Regions from separate parts of the Homo sapiens genome. Here region 1 is linked to region 2. A link is a contact called in ENCODE Hi-C or POLR2A ChIA-PET data. All regions are on one chromosome and are shown on one strand. The core of a region is the stretch at or near the end of the contact, and the rest is flanking DNA. Distances in the headings are between cores, read along the strand shown.

The links. Hi-C counts contacts between places; a loop is a spot of excess contacts on that map. ChIA-PET counts read pairs that join two places held with the same protein, here RNA polymerase II (POLR2A).
Region 1: a map of endothelial cell of hepatic sinusoid shows a loop between it and region 2 (2.9-fold over the local background). The contact joins two enhancer-like sites. A Hi-C loop is called at or near these places in 1 of 168 maps with a recorded cell type or tissue (endothelial cell of hepatic sinusoid) and 1 of 37 single-sample maps with no recorded cell type. POLR2A ChIA-PET finds 5 or more read pairs at or near these places in 1 of 52 experiments (WTC11).

The regions. Positions count from the first base shown.
Region 1 is chr6:108,799,017-108,801,942 of GRCh38, reverse strand. No RefSeq gene overlaps it. Among named protein-coding and RNA genes, the nearest start is that of ARMC2, 48 kb to the left of the region's middle. Within about 2 kb of position 1,287, at least 3 of the 41 ENCODE cell types and tissues checked have a DNase peak (open chromatin) inside an H3K27ac peak, as active enhancers do.
Region 2 is chr6:108,763,284-108,766,164 of GRCh38, reverse strand. All of the region lies in intron 3 of LINC00222 (long intergenic non-protein coding RNA 222), which reads right to left. Among named protein-coding and RNA genes, the nearest start is that of LINC00222, 13 kb to the right of the region's middle. Within about 2 kb of position 1,289, at least 3 of the 41 ENCODE cell types and tissues checked have a DNase peak (open chromatin) inside an H3K27ac peak, as active enhancers do.

The DNA of each region.
Region 1 (2,926 bases), core at 38-2,537, 36 kb before region 2:
AGGGCAATGCACACAGCTCCCTCTTTCAAGGAGCTGAGTTTGGTGCAGTAGGCATTGTGATAGAGAAATGTACAGGGTGCTTTTGTTCATTTTTCCAAAGCGAAACTACCTAATTTTTATGATGATTAAAATAATATATGCCTCTTATAAACAATTTGATTGCAGAACTAAAATAGAAAATGAAAGTCACCTGTAATCTCACATTCAAGAGGGCACTGCTGTTAACAGGTTGGTATACGATACAGTTTGGGTATCTGTCCCCTCCAGATCTCAATGTTGAAATGTGATCCCCAGTGTTGGAAGTGGGGCCTAGCAGGTGTTTGGGTCCTAGAGGCAGATCCCTTATGAATGGCGTGGTGCCCTCTCTCTGGTTAGGAGTGAGTTCTTGCTCAATTAGTCCACATGGAAGCTGGTTATTTAAAAGAGCATGGCACCCCTCCCCTATCTTTCTTCCTTCTTTCTTCTCCTAGCATGTGATGCCTGTTCCCCTTTCCCTTCCACCATGAGTGGAAGCTTCCTACAGCCTCAGCAGAAGCAGTTGCTGGTGCTATGCTTCTTGTGCAGCCTGCAGAAACATGAGCCAAATAAATCTCTTTTCTTTGTAAATTACCCAGCCTCAGGTGTTTCTTTATAGCAACACAAATGGACTAAGACAGCATATATCCCTCCAGACATTTTTCTATGCGTATTTAAAGGTAGCTAAGACTTACTGAATTCTTAGTATGGATTACAAACCTCTATGCTGTGCATTTTAACATCACAGTGATCCTCCGAGGTAGGTATTTTGTTATCCCCATTTTATGTACAAGGAAACTGAGGTTTAATGAGGTCAAATAAGATCCCATAGGTGGTAAAGTGACTGTCAGTCAACTTAGGCTGAGTTATGTTCTGGTAACAAGCATTTTCTTTTTTTCTTTTTTTTGAGACAGTGCAGTGGCATGATCTCAGCTCACTGCAACCTCTGCCCCCACCAGTTAAAGCGATTCTCCTGCCTCAGCCTCCCGAGTAGCTGGGATTACAGGCATATGCCACCACACCCAGCTAATTTTTGTATTTTTTAAGGAGAGACAGGGTTTCACCATGTTGGCCAAGCTGGTCTCAAATTCCTGACCTCGTGATCGGCCCGCCTCAGACTCCCAAAGGGCTGGGTTTACAGGCATGAGCCACCGTGACCAGCCAACAAGAATCTTCAAAATCTCAGTGGCTGACAATAACAAAGGTTTATTTCTTGCTTATGCTAATGAATCATGTCGACCAGGAGTCAGCTGTGGCTCTGCTCCATGCTGTCTTTGTTCCAGGACCCAGGCTGAAGCTGAAGGAGCACCCTCTATCTGGGACTTAGCTGTTCATCATAAAACAGCAGAAGCAAACAGTGGCTCCTAAACCATCTACTTAGAAGGGGCATATATCACTTCTGCTCTCATTTCATTAGCCAAAGGAGGTTCTAGGACCAGCCTGCTATTAATGAACAGGAACGAATAACCTTCCCCCAGGGAGAGACAGTAAATATTTTTCAGCAGTAACACAATCCACTGAAAGTCCTGAGCTGGGATTTTAACCAGCCTGTCTTTAGAGCTTAAAAGCTTAACTACTCTTCATATACTGTGTATATTTTAACCCTAAAAGTAGGAGTTCTACACATATTGCTGGGTAAACTCCTTTATCATGTAATCTATCTCAGACATCTTGCTATATTTGTTCATATAGACTTTGCATATTCTTTTTTCAAGGATATAGAGTTTCAGATACGGTATCCCCCATTCTGCCTGTTGAGGTCCTCCTCATTCATCCAAGTTCAACTGAGGGGCCTCACCCACCAGAACAAGTCATACTTTTTCAGCATGCGTGCAGTGTTGGGTTTACACTTCACTTTGGTCACATGTGTGCCTTGTCTTAGAGTTCTTTGTATACATGTCTGTTTCTCTCACTTGATTTTAAGCACCTGGAAGCAAGAATCATCTCTATACCTAGATAAAGATTGCTATCTTCCTATGCCTGGCTGTGCTCAACAGAGATGAGATGCTATCTGTTGGTTTTGCAATACTGTGGAATTATCCTCCATGCTATCCCTGTCACTTCATTGCCTGTGCTGGTCCTTTTGTATCATTTAAATTTGGTGACCCCTTCAGAACTCACACAGTTTGAATAGTTCTGCTTTCCAGTATTCATCAAAGTTACACCAGCAATGACAACTTTAAAGAAACAATGGCAAATAGGCATCAATCTCTCCCTTCTGACTCTTTGAAAGAAGAATATAGTGCAGGAGAAACACAAACCTAGTAAAATAATTGTTGTAAATCCATATCATCAAGTTTTCCCCTCTGGTCTCTACAGCAAGTTACTGGGTGCATGGGAGTTCATCTTTAAGAACAGAGCTGTCGGAATGACGCCAGGGCTGAAGCCCGAATAAAGCCGCAGAGCCAGGCGCACTTGCTAATGATCTAGGAGAGGGTCCCGCCGCACGCAATCAAACACACAGCACACTCTTGGGGTTCAAAAGCTCCCTTTCATGCGCCCAGAATGTTTATTTTTTTTAAGAGTGGCAAATGAAAATGAATTTCTAATCTGCATCACAACCAGAGTGCACCATGCATGGAAAAAAAAGCCCTTCCCTGACACAAAGGCCACGGCCATCTGGAAGAAAAGCCACCCTCCTAAGCAGATCAGCTGCAGGTTCCATCGCACTGGGGCGGATTTGCCCGGAAACAGGCATCTTGCCTTTATTAACTTACCCCGTCATTAACAGTAATCAGCATTGTCCGCTCCATCTAATTCTTACTGAGCACCTGTGTATGTGGTGTTGCGTGGCCTGTCCCTGAGAGACCCTAAGGACAAATGCATCCTCTCTTGTCCCAAAGCCAGCTTCGTCAACAGGAGGTGCTTTGGAAAAGTAGTGTGAGCAGGGCCAAAACCAACCAAAGCCAAC
Region 2 (2,881 bases), core at 40-2,539:
GTTGTGCTAACTTCTTTGTCAATCCCCATTCATATTGAGATTTGAGTCAATTAAAACTCTTAAATCTTCTCGAGCCCAAACCTGTGTATTCCCTTTCAACAAATCCTTTCAACAAGTAAACAAGATGTGCATCAAGAACAAATGCTGTCACTGGTGCAATTTTTGTTAAACCTAAATACAATTCTGTGCATTTACCTTAGACGTTTCATCTAAATGTTCCTACAAGTCTCAAGGTCTTCAAGAAAACTTATCTGTCATTTGTCATTATTAGCTACACTCTAGCTTCATGGCATTCACAAACTTGATGGGCGAGCTTTTTATTTCTTTATTCCAGCCACTGGTACATTGCAATAAAACTTGGCTGTGTATACCAGGGGGATGAACAGATGTGATCAAATCTGTTTTTACAGATTATAGACCTTGTTTGCTCAAAGTCACACAATGGACCTATGTACTGTGGAGCTGGCACTAGAACTCTGATCTCTTAAAAACCAGAGTAGAGATTTTCCCACAGTGCCACAGGCTGCTGCCTGGGATGTTTGCCTCCCCAGGCCTGGCCACACTTGAGTGGATACTCATCATCCACTCGGCAGGTAGGGGCTTCACACCATTTTCAAGGTGAGCAACTGTATTTATTACCATGTGTTGGCTGACAGAGGGCTATAGCTAGTAACAAAATTATTCTTCACTCACATTCACCTCGACACTTCAAGCATCTCTGTCCAAACCCAGCTAGATCCTTCCCCTCTACACCTGCCCAGCTCACCATGATGGGCTGGACACGGTCAAACCTGGGCATGAAGAGACGTGGGTCACAATGCTGGTTCCACTGTGTTAATTCTTTGACCTTGTTTGACAAAAGCCATTTAATTTCCCTGAGCCTCAGTTTTCTCACCTAAAATAGGGGACCACACCACCCTACCTTACAGGATTGATTTGAGCATCAAAGGAGACAATGAATACAAGGGTTTGTTGTTGTTGTTGTTGTTGTTGGCAAACTCCCCAGTACTTTGCAAAGGTAGGTATACTATTATTATCAGATGGGTATGGAGAACTCTAAAATGAGTCAGTACCACTTAAAATTCCTTTTTAAAGCAGTTCATTGCATCCTAACCTATTTATTCATTTCTCTTTTTTTTTCTTAAAGTCCCAACAAAAACTTAATATGAAGACTGTATGCAGGGATAGCACTGAATACAAATTAACCATTCAACGTTCTTTAGTCCCTCTGGCAGGGAAATGATCCACCTATTAAAACACCCAGTCAGAGCTGGCACACACAGTGCTGATAACCCCAGCAGGCAATGACCTTGGCACCATTACAAGGGCAATATTTTCAAATGGATGAACTATTCCTGAACAAAGTGTCCAGTGTACTAGGAATAAACAGGCTTTTCATCAACCAAGGCTGTGTGTTTTCTGGTTCCAACAACCTTTCCCAGAGACAGTGCTGGAAAGGAGGGGGCACCAGGAAGCAGCACCTCCTCAGCAGCCTGCCCAGCGCACTCATCCCTCCTCCAGAATCCTATGACTGGGCAGGCCTCCACACCTCCATCCTCTCCTCTGATGGTTTCATGATTGCTTTTCTGCACTTTTGCAAAAGGAGAACCCGGTGCTGCCCTTGGTGACCCTGGTCAGACCTCAGCAGGTGGAGGATCAGCCCTCCCCATGGTGTAAAACGGAGTTCTGGAGCCTCATGAACAAGAACCTGTGGTAGAGAGTCACGTACGATGTCACCAGGTATCTGCGAGGCCAATTCTTTGAGAAGATGGGTGAATCGCCCAGGACAGTCCAAAAGAGGTCACACAAGAGGCAAACAAGATCCTTGAGACAAAATTCACAAGGAGAGGAAGGACGGACTCTGGATCCACTAGAATGAAGCACACGTGCAAAATGCAACGGGAAAAACTTGCTTCTTCACCTAAGCCAAGGAGGCTGTAGCTGGCCCTTTCAGCTGTTTGTTCTTTCATTCATTCTACAAATGTTTATTGAGCACCTACTGTGTACCCAACACTGTTCTGTGTTCTGGAGACACAGAATAAACAAGACAAAGTCCCTGCCTACCTTACATTCTGGTGCCAGTAGACAAACAATAAAGTAACTGTCTAGGTAGTGATAAGTGCTAAGAGGCACAGGGAGTGTAGAGCACGAGCTGACATCAGGGAAGGCCCCTCTGTTAAGGTAAATTTGACCAAAGCTTTGAAGGCAGTGAGGGAGCAAGTGATGATTTTCTGGGCCAGCATATTCCAGGCAAGAGCGGGATTCAAACAGCAAAGAAGAGGGTGTTACAGGAATGGATTGAGCCAAGGAGAGTCCAGAGAGATGAAGGCAGAGGGGCAACAGGGAGCCTGTGAGCCACCTTCAGCACTTTTAATTCCAAGTGATCTGAGAAAATACTGGCGGAGGGGGAGGGTTGAAACAGAAAAGTGAGACAATTTGATTTTTGTGTATGAAGCTCATGCAGGGTGCTCAATTAAGACTATAAAGAAGGCAGAAAAGAATGTGAACAGCGAGACCGTGAGGAGGAGAGCAGAACAACCCAAGGAGGAGACGGTGGCGGTGGCTCAGACCACGACAGCAGCGTAAGAATGAGCTGAGAGTCTGGATGTTGTTAGGGTAAGACCTGCAGAATCTAATAACAGGATATGAGAAATGAGCGAGACTCAAGGATTAGTCCACAGTTTCTTTTGCTGAAGCAATTGGAAGGAGAGAGTTAACATTTACTGGGAAGAGGAAGGTTATGGGTGAAGTAGGGTGAAAGGCATCAGGATATGGTTTTGGGTATGGTTTGGGATACGTTAAGTTTGAGGTAGCTATTAGACACCAAGGGGAGATGTCTAGTAGCCTGTGGATCAAGCAAGTCTTAGGTTCAGGCTAGAGA